Regions from separate parts of the Homo sapiens genome. Here regions 2 and 3 are each linked to region 1. Evidence: read pairs that join two places in POLR2A ChIA-PET (ENCODE). Cell type or tissue: A673. All regions are shown on one strand. Region 1 holds the start of HOXD11 (homeobox D11). Region 2 holds the start of LOC105373752 (a long non-coding RNA gene). Region 3 has its middle 93 kb from the start of LINC01117.

Region 1 (4,000 bases):
TCGGGTGGGGCCGCGCAGGCAAGGACAAGGCCACAGAGTCGGGGTCTTCACGGTAGGTTCTCGAGCGGGACGCGCGGGTCCGGAGGCTGCGGTTTTCCCTGGGTTTGGGGAATGGGGGTAGGAACTAGGAGGGAGCTGGGGCCAAAGAGCCAAGCGGGCTGGGACTGGAATGAAAGCGCTCTGGGTTGTGGAGTGGGTCGGGGGGCAAGGGTCCGCGCTAAGGAGCCGAAAGGGGCCGGCCGCCCCCTTCCCCTATGCACCGGCGCGCCACTGCAGATGGCTCACCCTCCCCCGCCAAATCGCTGCTCCCGCCGGAGCTGCCGTCGCCATGTCGTTGAACTTGAATGGTTCGTCCTCCCCTTTTCCCTCTTCGGCGGTCAGCAGGCTCCATACTGGGGGCGCCGGGCTGCCTGCACCCCACCCCGTGCCGCCAGTAGAGAGAAGGTGCGAGAATTTTGCGAATCCCCAGACACATAAAGACCCGGGTTGAAGTCCTCGCAGCTGCCCTGGGTCCTGAGCTACCGCAGGGCCAGTGTGCAGCGTCCAGGGAGCCATTTTAGGAGAGAGATCCAGGGGCGTCGACCACGAGCCCGAAAGGGAGAGGCTTGGGCCTGGGATGGAGATGGGGAGGCAGATAAGTGTGCTGGGGGTCTGGGTTGAGGAGAAGAATGTCAGCTGGAATCTGGGCGGGGGTGCCAGCTGCGGGGAGGGAGCACACAAGATGGGCAGTTCTAGTTGGGGGAGGCTCGATGCCCTCCAGTCGCCACAGACCTATTTGCGCAGTGTTGGGGGAGGGAAGAAGACATGGGAAGGGGCGGAGGAAGGAGAGAGGAAGGGAGAAAGGGAGGGAGGAGAAAAAGAGGAAGGGGGGGTACATCAGCCAGAAAATAGATATTAGCTCAGACCACCCGCCTTTTCTCTGTCTGTCCGCACGGTGGGCAGAGCGCACAGCACCGGCACTGCAGCAGCCCGGGCCAGGGAGGGAACCAGCATCACAGCCAGCGCCGCCTGCCCTGGGTATAGGACTGAGGCCCAGGCCCCAGCGCTGGGATTGCCTGGGCGGAGGAATCTTGGGGAAAGGGGCAGCCTCCTGCCCTCGGTTCTGGGATTTGGGTTTGGGAAGAGACGGTTTACCTTTGAAAAGCGTCTGCTCACTCGGAGGTGGGATCCCAGGCCTTGCCTGGACCCATGGGCTAGGAGAGGGTCGCGGCAGGCTGGGAGGAGAGTGAGGCCTTGGGGGAGTGGATGGGGTGCCCCACGAAGAGTCTGCCTCAGAGCCAGGTGACACAGAGGGGCTCCAGGAGGGAGTCAGGCTCCGCTGAGAGCCCTTAGAGAGACAACCTATCTTGGGGGAGGGGCTGAAGTGACCATGCAGACCCAAGGGTACCAGAAGAGCCTCGGGGAAACGCGGCGTGGATTCGCAGGCCTTGGCGGGGCTCCGAAGCAGTGAAGGGTCTAGGTATAAGGCGGACACCCAGGCTAGGCCTGAAAGCAGAGGGGTGAGGAGGACGAAGGTGCGAGTGTGTGGGGGTTGTCTCTTGTGGGGAGCCAGCGGGAAGCCAAGCACCCTAAGAGTAGGACTCCAGATCCTTTTGTTCACCAGACTCCCCAGATTCTAGGGAGGCTGGGGACCACGGGCTGAGCCCCCTCCTGGCTTCAGTGCTGAAGGAGAAGGCAGAGAGGCAACGGGGAGAGAGACAGAGACAGTGACACACAGCTTAGAGGAAAGGAGGGGAGAGGATGAGAGGACAGAGAGAGAGAGGAGAAGGGAGACAGGAAAGCAAGAGGAAGGAAGAAGGAAAGCGGAAAAGAAGAGGAAGGAGAGAAGTGAAGACAGGAGAGAGAAGGGAGAAGACTGAAGAGAAACGAGGCAAGGAGAAAGAGAGACAAGAACAGAGAGGGAAACCAGAGAGAAGGGAAGAGAGCCGGGTGGGCACGAAGGCCCCGGCCTGGGTGAGTGCCTAGGTGGTGAATGGCCTGGGTTTTTCCGAGGCCAGCACTCGCACCCTTGGGGTCAGAACCGGAAAGAGCCAAGTCACTCCACTCTGAACGCGCTGGGCAGAAAAATATGTAAATCAGGGCTCCCTGCGCCCTGGAGAGTGGCGAAATTACTCCCGCCCGGTGAACAAGAAGCAACAAGCTCCCAGGCGGGTGAGCTGCAGAGGGTGGCAGAGTCGCGGGGGAGGGAGCGGCTGCAGTAAGGGGGGTGGGGTTCGGAACCTCACACCCTCACACCTAGTTCCTAGCTTCTAGGGAGCCTGGAGCCGGGGCTTCCCCCCCTCTGCTCGCTGCTTCTCTCCCTTCCCCCTTCCTCCCCCTCTTCCCCCTCCTTCCTCCTCCCCGCCGGCCTCGGTCCGCGTACTTAAAGCGGCGCGGGAGGGCGGACGCGGGCGGGCGGCCCGTTCGGGCGGTGGCAGATGCGCCCAGCGGTGACAGCGGCCAGCGGCGCGCAGGTGACCGGCCTGAGGCGCAGCCTGGTCAGGGAGCGCCCGGGGAGAGCTGGCGGCAGAGGGCAGCCGATCCGCCCCCAGCGCGCGCGTCTCGGCGCCAGGAGCCGTCCCGGGGCGTGTTGGCGAGCGTTGATATAGATATAAGGACATTTCTCTTCATGGCGTCACGTGACATAATTACCACCAGAATCAATCAAGATGAATTGCACGTCAGCGCCCGGTGGGGATTTTTGCTTAGTTGATCCTGGCCCAAGCCTCTTGTGCAATCGATGGCTCAGGTTGGCTGCGCGGGGAGCGGCCAGAGGCTCGCTGGCGCGCACGCCGCGGAGTCATGAACGACTTTGACGAGTGCGGCCAGAGCGCAGCCAGCATGTACCTGCCGGGCTGCGCCTACTATGTGGCCCCGTCTGACTTCGCTAGCAAGCCTTCGTTCCTTTCCCAACCGTCGTCCTGCCAGATGACTTTCCCCTACTCTTCCAACCTGGCTCCGCACGTCCAGCCCGTGCGCGAAGTGGCCTTCCGCGACTACGGCCTGGAGCGCGCCAAGTGGCCGTACCGCGGCGGCGGCGGCGGCGGCAGCGCGGGGGGCGGCAGCAGCGGGGGCGGCCCCGGCGGGGGCGGCGGCGGCGCGGGGGGCTACGCTCCCTACTACGCGGCGGCGGCGGCGGCGGCTGCGGCGGCCGCGGCGGCCGAGGAGGCGGCCATGCAACGCGAGCTTCTCCCGCCCGCGGGCCGCCGGCCGGACGTGCTCTTCAAGGCGCCTGAGCCGGTGTGCGCTGCGCCGGGGCCGCCGCACGGCCCCGCGGGCGCCGCCTCCAACTTCTACAGCGCGGTGGGCCGCAATGGCATCTTGCCACAGGGCTTCGACCAGTTCTACGAGGCAGCGCCCGGGCCCCCGTTCGCCGGGCCGCAGCCCCCGCCGCCACCCGCGCCGCCACAGCCCGAGGGCGCAGCCGACAAGGGCGACCCCAGGACCGGGGCTGGTGGCGGCGGGGGCAGTCCCTGCACCAAGGCGACCCCTGGCTCGGAGCCCAAGGGGGCAGCAGAAGGCAGCGGTGGCGACGGCGAGGGCCCCCCGGGAGAGGCGGGGGCCGAGAAGAGCAGCAGCGCAGGTAGGCACCGGGTACTGGGCAAGCGGTGGGCCCGGGGGCCGCGGGGGAGGGGGGGGGGGCGGAGGCCTCCCTCTGCTTGCGCCTTTTTATGTGCTACTTTATAAGCATTCGAAGAGGTTTATACATCCTATAAGATTTCCTGGGCCGTTGTAAAGTGTGTTTATGGTAGGAAACCAATTTAGGTGGGCTTAAGGTAGACTTCGAGGAGGACATTAATAGCTGTCGAGAGCCTTTTCCCAGTTTTGGGCAGGGGGTTGCTAGATACCATGGAGGGAGGGAGGGAGGGAGATTTCAAGCCAGTGTGAGTGCATACACCGGAGCCTCCTGCTTTTAAGGGAGAGAGGCGGGGGGTGGGGAAGTGGGGGGAGTTTGATCCTTGCACTGGACTTTATCCAAGCCGCTAGCTGACGCGCGCCGCTGGAGTCAAGCAGATGCCCC
Region 2 (4,000 bases), 650 kb before region 1:
TATTTTCTTTGTATGACAGGAGAACTCAGTGATCTTCATTCTCCATCCTTGCTTCTGGTTATGTTAAAATGGAAGAAATAAAGAAATGTAGGAAACCCTATGTCAAGGTAATAATCTGGGTTGCATGACTGTTGTCTTGCTACAAAATCGTATGTTGAATGTCAGATATGTAATTTTTTTTTCCTTGCATTCCTTTGTACCTACCCTGTTCTCACCTTAGATACAAGGATATTGCCAGCTGATGGGGGAGAAGATCATGAGCTCAGAGATGCAACAGAGAAAAATCACATTAATAATTTTTTACAAGATTTCTTCATTATATGCTTGTTCGGAGGCAATCCTGACATAGATACTTCTACTTTGAGCTGTGTGCCCTCCTTCTCTACTTCTTGTAATATGAACTTCTATTATGAGAGAAGTTGGCTTTGTCTCCTCAAATCTTCAGGAGACAAATTAATTTCTGGGCATAAGATATTAAGTTTTTTTTAATGGAATTATGAAATTTCTCAAAGACACATAAAGGTGAAGGAAATTAAAGTAGCAGCATGCAAGTTTCTACCATACAGATAAGAATCTTTAGATAGGACCTACGAACTTCAAGTTTATAAAGACATCAATCAACCTTAAAAGATATAGGCCTGGCATGGTGGCTCACACCAGCAATCCCACCACTTTGGGAAGCTGAGGTGGGCAGATCACCTGAGTTCAGGAGTTCAAGACCACCCTGGCCAACATGGTGAAACTCTATCTCTACTGTCTCTAATAAAAATACAAAAATTAGCCAGGCATGGTGATGCATGCCTGTAACCCCAGCTACTGGAGAGGCTGAGGCATGAGAATCAGTTGAACCCGGGAGGTGGAGGTTGCAGTGAGCCGAGATTGCACCACTGCATTCCAGCCTGGGTGAAAGAGTGAGACTCCATCTCAAAACAAACAAACAAAAACAAATATAAAACACAAAAAAACTTTAAAAGATGTAAAAAATATTTAAAACTTTTTGCTGTCAGTCCAAATATCTTCTTTAAATTCTCCTAGTGTTTTTGGCTTCAGATTGTGCCACTCTAAAGTTAATAATCTAACTACAGGGCTAAAATCAAATTATTTGATAGGACACAATTGGGAGATGCAAAAATCAGGTACATAGGATGCATTCTATTGTTGACTTCCTGAAATGCCATTTGTAGGCTGAGGATTGAGAAGAAGAATATATAATATAATTCTTTTAGTTTGAAAATAAAATCATTTCTTACTTCAGGTAATCTGTATCTCTGGCCTCCTTGTCTGACTGAGTGGATTCATTGCTCCTGTATGTGTTATCACAGAAGTGAACTTGTAAGTAAATGACACTATAGAGTATCATTTATGCATTCTCAATACATGCTTCCATTTTTGTTTATGTATTTTTATTTCAGTAGTTTTTGGGGAACAAGTGGTATTGGGCTACATGAATAAATTCTTTAGTGGCGATTTCTGAGATTTTGGTGGACCGGTCACCTGAGCAGTGTACACTGTACCCAGTATGTAGTCTTTTATCCCATACCCTCTTCCTACTCTACCCTCTAAGTCCCCAAAGTCCATTATATCATTCTTATGCCTTTGCATTCTCATAGCTTAGATCCCACTTGTGAGTGACATTTATTTGGTTTTCCATTCCTGAGTTACTTCACTTAGAATAGTGGCCTCCAGCTGAGTTACTTCACTTAGAATAGTGGCCTCCAGCTGAGTTACTTCACTTAGAGTAGTGGCCTCCAGCTCCATCCAAGTTGCTGCAAAAGACATTATTTTGTTCCTTTTTCAATACATGCTGTTTAACTGCCCATGTTTCACGATGTTTCTTGTTTAGTTCAGAGAATGTTTGTGAAGGTAAATGGAACACAATCCAATGCAATTGCCTCATTCTGTGGATTGAGAAGGGGTGGAATGATCTCTTCTGGAGCCAGTGGGAGGCAGACCTGGGATTCAGAGCCCTTTCCTGCCTGGAGCAGCCTGGTGCTCTTCCCAGAACCGCCGCCTGGCACCACACCGCCTCCCTTCTGCTGATTAACAGAAACGAACCACCATACATTCTGGTATCAAGAATGTCGTAAAGTTTAAATTGGACTATCTTGTAATTAGCTACATTTTAAAGGTTTGGAGGTGGGCTCAGCACTTTGCTTCAGCACATTAACTGCTTCACAAGGAGAAAGAGGAATTTAAACAGAAGGCAAAAAGGGAAAACATGTTCTTTATTTGGGAGCAATGAAATCGGTTTCAATGATATTGGATTATAATGGGCCAATTTTTATCTAGAATCTGTGTCCCTGGAAACACAAACCTCAAAAAAAAATTTTCACATATTTTTTAGATTTTCCTCAACAATGGTATAGAAAGTTTACCTACTTGTGGCTATTTTTATATGCCTTGGGTTTTTTTTTTACATATAGCCTTTTCTAAGAAGCACTTATGTTCTGCATTGTCTTTTTTTTTTTTTTTGACAGAGTCTTGCTCTGTTGCCCAGGCTGGAGTGCAGTGGTGCGATCTCGGCTCACTGCAAGCTCCACCTCCCAGGTTCATGCCATTCTCCTGCCTCAGCCTCCCGAGTAGCTGGGACTGCAGGTGCCTGCCACCACGCCCAGCTAATTTTTTTTGTATTTTCAGGAGAAACGGGGTTTCACATGTTAGCCAGGATGGTCTTGATCTCCTGACCTTGTGATCCGCCCGCCTCAGCCTCCCAAAGTGCTGGGATTACAGGTGTGAGCCACTGTGCCTGGCCCTGCATTGTCTTAATAGAAAGAAGATATTTATTTGTCTTAATGGAAAGAAACTTAGAGGTAGAAATACCAGTTGACCCAGCAATCCCATTACTGGATATATACCCCCCAAAATATACATTTTTCTATGATAAAGATACATGCATGTGTATGTTCATTGCAGCACTATTCACAACAGCAAAGACGTGGAATCAGCCTAAATGCCCATGAATGACAGACTGGATAAAGAAAATGTGGTACATATACACCATGGAATACTATGCAGCCATAAAAATTAACGAGATCATGTCCTTTGCAGGGACATGAATGGAGTTGGAAGCCATTATCCTCAGCAAACTAATGCAGGAACAGAAAACCAAACACTGCATGTTCTCACTTATAATTGGGAGCTGAATGATAAGGACACATGGACACATGGTAGGGGAACAACACACACTGAAGCCTGTTGGTGGCGGGGACTGGGGGAGTGAGAGCATTAGGAAGAATAGCTAATGCATGCTGAGCTTAATACCTAGGTGATGGGTTGATCTGTGCAGCAGACCACCACTGTACACCTTTACCTAGGTATCAAACCTGCACATCCTGCACATGTACCCCTGAACTTAAAATAAAAGTTGAAAAAAAAAAGAAGATCCAAATTTTTTATGTCCAAATTTAAGACGCTCCATGATCTAATTATATTTCTAAGTATGTGTACTGTATTACTTCTATTTTTGCCTCTGATTTTCAAATTGTACCAGCTAACACCGATTTGTTGCTTTTTTTGTGGGGTTGGGGGGCTTATTTGTTTTTTCCACTTTTTTTTAATTGTTAATTTTTTAGAGTACATAGTACGTGTACGTATTTGTGGCATATGTGAGATATTTTGGTATAGGCATGCAATGCATAATAATCACATCATGGGAAATTGGGTCTCCATCCCCTCAAGAATTAATCCTTCATGTTATGAACAGTTCAATTATGCTCTTTTAGTTATTTTTACATGTACAATTAAATTATTATTGACTAGAGGAGCCAGGCGCAGTGGCTCAACACTTTGGGAGGCTGAGGTGGGTGGATTGCTTGAGCCCATGAGTTCAAGATCAGCCTGGGCAACATGACGAAATCCCATCTCTACTAAAAATACAAAAAATTAGCCAGGTGGACATGGTGGCACATGCCTGTAGTCCCAGCTACTCAGGAGGCTGATGTGGGAGAATCATCTGAGCCCAGGAGGTCGAGGCTGCAGTGAGATCACACCACTAGATCGG
Region 3 (4,000 bases), 620 kb after region 1:
CTGCCTCCTGGGTTCAAGCGATTCTCCTGCCTCAGCCTCCTGAGTAGCTGGGATTACAGGTGCCCGTGACTACGCCCAGCTAATTTTTGTATTTTTAGTAGAGATGGGGTTTCACCATGTTGGCCAGGCCGGTCTCAAACTCCTGACTTCAGGTAATCCACCTGCCTTGGCCTCCCATAGTGCTGGGATTACAGGCATGAGCCACTGAGCCCGGCCTCCGATAAGCCTTTTTAATAGCAAGTGTCACAATGGACCATAGGTGGAACACAGTGTCTTCCTTTACAATCTGTAAGCACGTCTGGGACCCAGATTTATTCATCTAAGAATCCCAGGGCATAGCACTGTGCCGGTATGCTCAAAGTTTGCTAAATGAATGAATGATATATCCTATGGAGAAAGATGCCAGATTTATACATTGCCATTTAAATCATATATATTTTCATTTCACAATCTCCAAATTGTGTAATGAAAGTAGGCAACTCCCTGTGATGGTGACAGAACTCCATATTCTGTGTTCTGAAAAGTATGTAATGATAGTAAAATATTGAATGCAGTTATCCACATTTAATTCAAGAGATTGGCAACATGGCTGCATTTGCAATTTTTTGGTAGTGGGAGCAAGGGTAAATGAAGAATTTAATATATTCTGTGCAGGATTCCCCTTTTTTTCTGACGGAAAAAAAAGTAACTTTTACTTATTTATCTATAACCTTTGTATAGCTCTATTTTTTCAGCTGGTTCTTCCTATCCAGCTTCAGGGTCTAAATAGGGGTTGGTCCAAGGCTAGCTAAAACCCTGGATGGGATGAGTCTGGCACCTATTCCTGTGACTATTGATTCTGGGGCTGTGCCAGGTCTCTGGGGATTGGAAAGATTCCCTATCTGAGGCTACTTGGCTATGAAAACTTGTCCTCCAGCTCTTGCCAACTAAAACACAGTAGGAGAAAATGTTGTGTGGCAACCGGGTATAAACACAACAGTTGGAATGCTTCAGAAACAAGTTTGGATTTCCTGGCTAAATGTATTCAATGTTAAAACAACAATAACAGTGTTAAAAACACATTTGGGGATTGTTAGAATGCCTTACCCACTGGTTCTGATTATTATGCTTAGAGGCTTATTGGATATACTGGTGTCTCTGAGAAATATTTTCTTAGGGACTATGTTCAAGGTTATGTCTATACAGACATGTTGAGGTGAAGAAATCCCAACACCTATGGAATAATGAAAGGGAAGTAAAGATATGTGGGTTCTACTTTTGTCTGTAACCTGATGAGCTCTGAAAGTTTGGGTAAATCATGTCTCTGACTCAGTTTTCTCATCTGTAAAGTGGGTAGGTCACTTATAGAAGTCTCTGAAGTGCCTCCTAGTACTGAAGCTTGATGAGCTTTGCTCTCCTCTGAAATTGACCAAATGTCCTCAGTCCAGTATGTTTGTGCTTGAGTAGAGATGAAAGGCTCTTAGTTTTTAAATCATGGCTTTTGATGTTAGCACAGGGACAGAAAACCTCATTAATTTTTCACCCAGGGACTACCTAGTGGGGCAAGGCCTTTTTATGAGTTGAATTGTGTGTCTCCACCACTGACCCTCCCCACAAGAAAATATATGGTATATTGAAGTCCTAATCCCAGTTCTTAGAAATGTAGCCTTCATTGGAAATAGGGTCTTTGAAGATTTAAGCAAGTTAAAATAAAGTTAACCATTTCACATTTCTACCTGTCTGATCTCACTTAATCCTCACAAGACCTCTGCAAAGCACATGTCATCATTTTTTCCATTTACAGGTAAAGAATTGGAAGTGCAGAGAAGTTAAATAATTTTCTAAAAGCCTGTGGCTAGTAGGAATAGAGCCAGGGCTCAAACCTAGGTGTATCTGCCTCTAACACCTGGGCTTTTAGCCACTACTCCATCAGCCTTCTGTAGAGAGGTTATCTGGCCATGGGTAATTCAGAAGTCACTCAGATCTGAGAGTGTATTATGTGTGCCATCCCTAGTCAAATCTCCAACCAAATAAAATGTTTTGACCAGGTCAAGGCGACTCATATAAAGATGAAATCATATAATAATGAACACAAATAGATTATTTTCCACATTGTCGAAGACTTTTGTCCAAACAACATGATTTAATATTTGCCAAATGCCCACTGCAAGTTGAGCAGAGGAGGCACCATCATCATGCACTGGCATTTCTCAGGGTTTCAATATTGGAAACAAAATAGCAACAACTATTCTCTAGTGTCAGGTAATGATCTTGAGAGAGATATATTATTCTCACTCTATCCCTACCCATGTATCTATTGCATAAGAGGGAGCATTTCACAGATACAACTCAGATTTATGGGTAACATAAATCCAATTATTCTTAAATAAGATTTGTCTTTGTCATCTGATCAGCTCTGTAGCATTCTTAACTCTTTGTCTATGTTTACTAGGCAATCCCATTTGGTAAACACCACCCAAGCATGCTCTCAAACACACTGTCTTTTAGAAATCAATGTAAATGTAATTCTACCAACATCAGCTAAGATAATAAGATCTGAAAGGTCTTAATGCTACCAGACATGCTATGAATAATAGCTGTAAATGCAACTCAATGATTGATTCAACCGATGACAATGAAGGTCCTGGGGAAAATGAGCATTTGATTTTCTCATATTCCCTGGTACATTCTAAAGTACCTTTAATTTTGGGATTGGCTCTCAGGCTCATTGTGGTATCACTACACACATTATTGGAGCAGAGCCTGCAAAAGGAAGAGAAACTGCAAAAGTAGAGAAAGTTGATTTCATTGCTGTGTCCCACTCTGTCTTAGAAAGAACCTAAATCATCAACATGTATGTTTTATCTATTCCCTTTAAACACATCTGCTTACTTCCTAGGACTGCCATAACAAAGTACTACAAACTAGGTGGCTAAAAGCAACAGAAATTTATTGTCTCACAGTTCTGGAGGCCAGAAGTCCAAAGTCAAGATGTTGGCAGAGTTGGCTTGTAGATGCATCGCTGCAATCCTCTGTCTTCACAGGGTTTTATCCCTGTGTCTCTGTGTCTTCACACGGCTGTCTTATAAAGACACCAGTTATATCCAGACTACACCAGCACAACCTCATCTTAACTAATTACATTTGCAATGACCGTCTTTTCAAATAAAGTCACATTCTGAAATGCTGAGGGTTAGGACTTCAACATCTCTTTTGACAGGGGGGACATAATTCAACCTAAAACACTCAAGTAAATAAACATTAGAATTCATAGCTCTATAGCAGTTAGGTTAAAAGTCAGACAAAATATTTACCAAAACTATAATAGAGAATATGGAAGTCTCAGTTATAAGCAGTATTTGGTTATAAGTATTTTTTTTTTACATTTTAAGTTATAAAATAGTTAATACTAAAAAAGAAAGAAAATGTCAGATAAGGAAAGTACTATGCAGTGGATTAAAATATGGTGATGTGACAGAAAGTAACTGATTGGCTTCCTTGGATTAGAATATCAAGAAGGGGTTCTTTGGGGTGGTGATATTTAAGCCGAGATCTAAGTGAAAAGAGCGAATGAGCCATATGAAGATAAGAGAGAAAGCTTTCCAGACTAAGGGATGAGAATGTACAAAGGCTCTAGGCAAGGCAAGCCTGGCAAATAAAAAGGTTGGTGACTAGAATTTTATAGGTGAGGACAAACTAGAATCACAGTTTAGCATGGGCTTTAACTTTACAGAAAAGGGATTATATTTTGTTCTAGGACCAATGAGCTACTATTTGTGTTAGTCCATTTTGCATGGCTGTAAAAGAATTCTTGAGACTGGGTAATTTGTAAAGAAAAGAAGTTTATTTGGCTCATGGTTCTGCAGACTGTACAAGAAGCATGGTGCTTTCTTGTCTCTGGTGAGGCTTCAGGGGGCTTTCAATCACGGCAGAAGGTGAAAGGGGAGCAGGCACATGGCAATAGAGGGAGCAAGAGAGAATAGAGGAAGTGCCAGACTCTTTAAACAACTGTGAATGAATA

Evidence for each region. Peaks named below come from ENCODE experiments on the same cell type or tissue, not always from the same donor. Only the 100,000 strongest peaks of a DNase experiment are listed, where the experiment ranks them.
Region 2: POLR2A ChIA-PET joins it to region 1 with 11 read pairs; 1 of 35 experiments calls an interaction of 5 or more read pairs at or near these places.
Region 3: POLR2A ChIA-PET joins it to region 1 with 5 read pairs; 2 of 35 experiments call an interaction of 5 or more read pairs at or near these places.

The regions. Positions count from the first base shown.
Region 1 is chr2:176,104,575-176,108,574 of GRCh38, forward strand. It overlaps HOXD11 (homeobox D11), which reads left to right and starts at 2,706. Exons shown (of 2, transcript NM_021192.3): 1 at 2,706-3,562. The coding sequence starts at 2,782. RefSeq lists an enhancer at 1-562. In A673, no CTCF peak of the experiment used is centred here; DNase peaks (open chromatin) are centred at 867, 2,257, 2,657, 3,957 and 3 weaker places; H3K4me3 peaks cover 3,863 bases; H3K27ac peaks cover 3,955 bases.
Region 2 is chr2:175,453,353-175,457,352 of GRCh38, forward strand. LOC105373752 (a long non-coding RNA gene) reads left to right here and starts at 1,254. Exons shown (of 3, transcript XR_923596.2): 1 at 1,254-1,332. In A673, a CTCF peak has its summit at 2,037; a DNase peak (open chromatin) is centred at 1,759; H3K27me3 peaks cover 332 bases.
Region 3 is chr2:176,729,014-176,733,013 of GRCh38, forward strand. No RefSeq gene overlaps it. Among named protein-coding and RNA genes, the nearest start is that of LINC01117, 93 kb to the left of the region's middle. In A673, no CTCF peak of the experiment used is centred here; no DNase peak of the experiment used is centred here.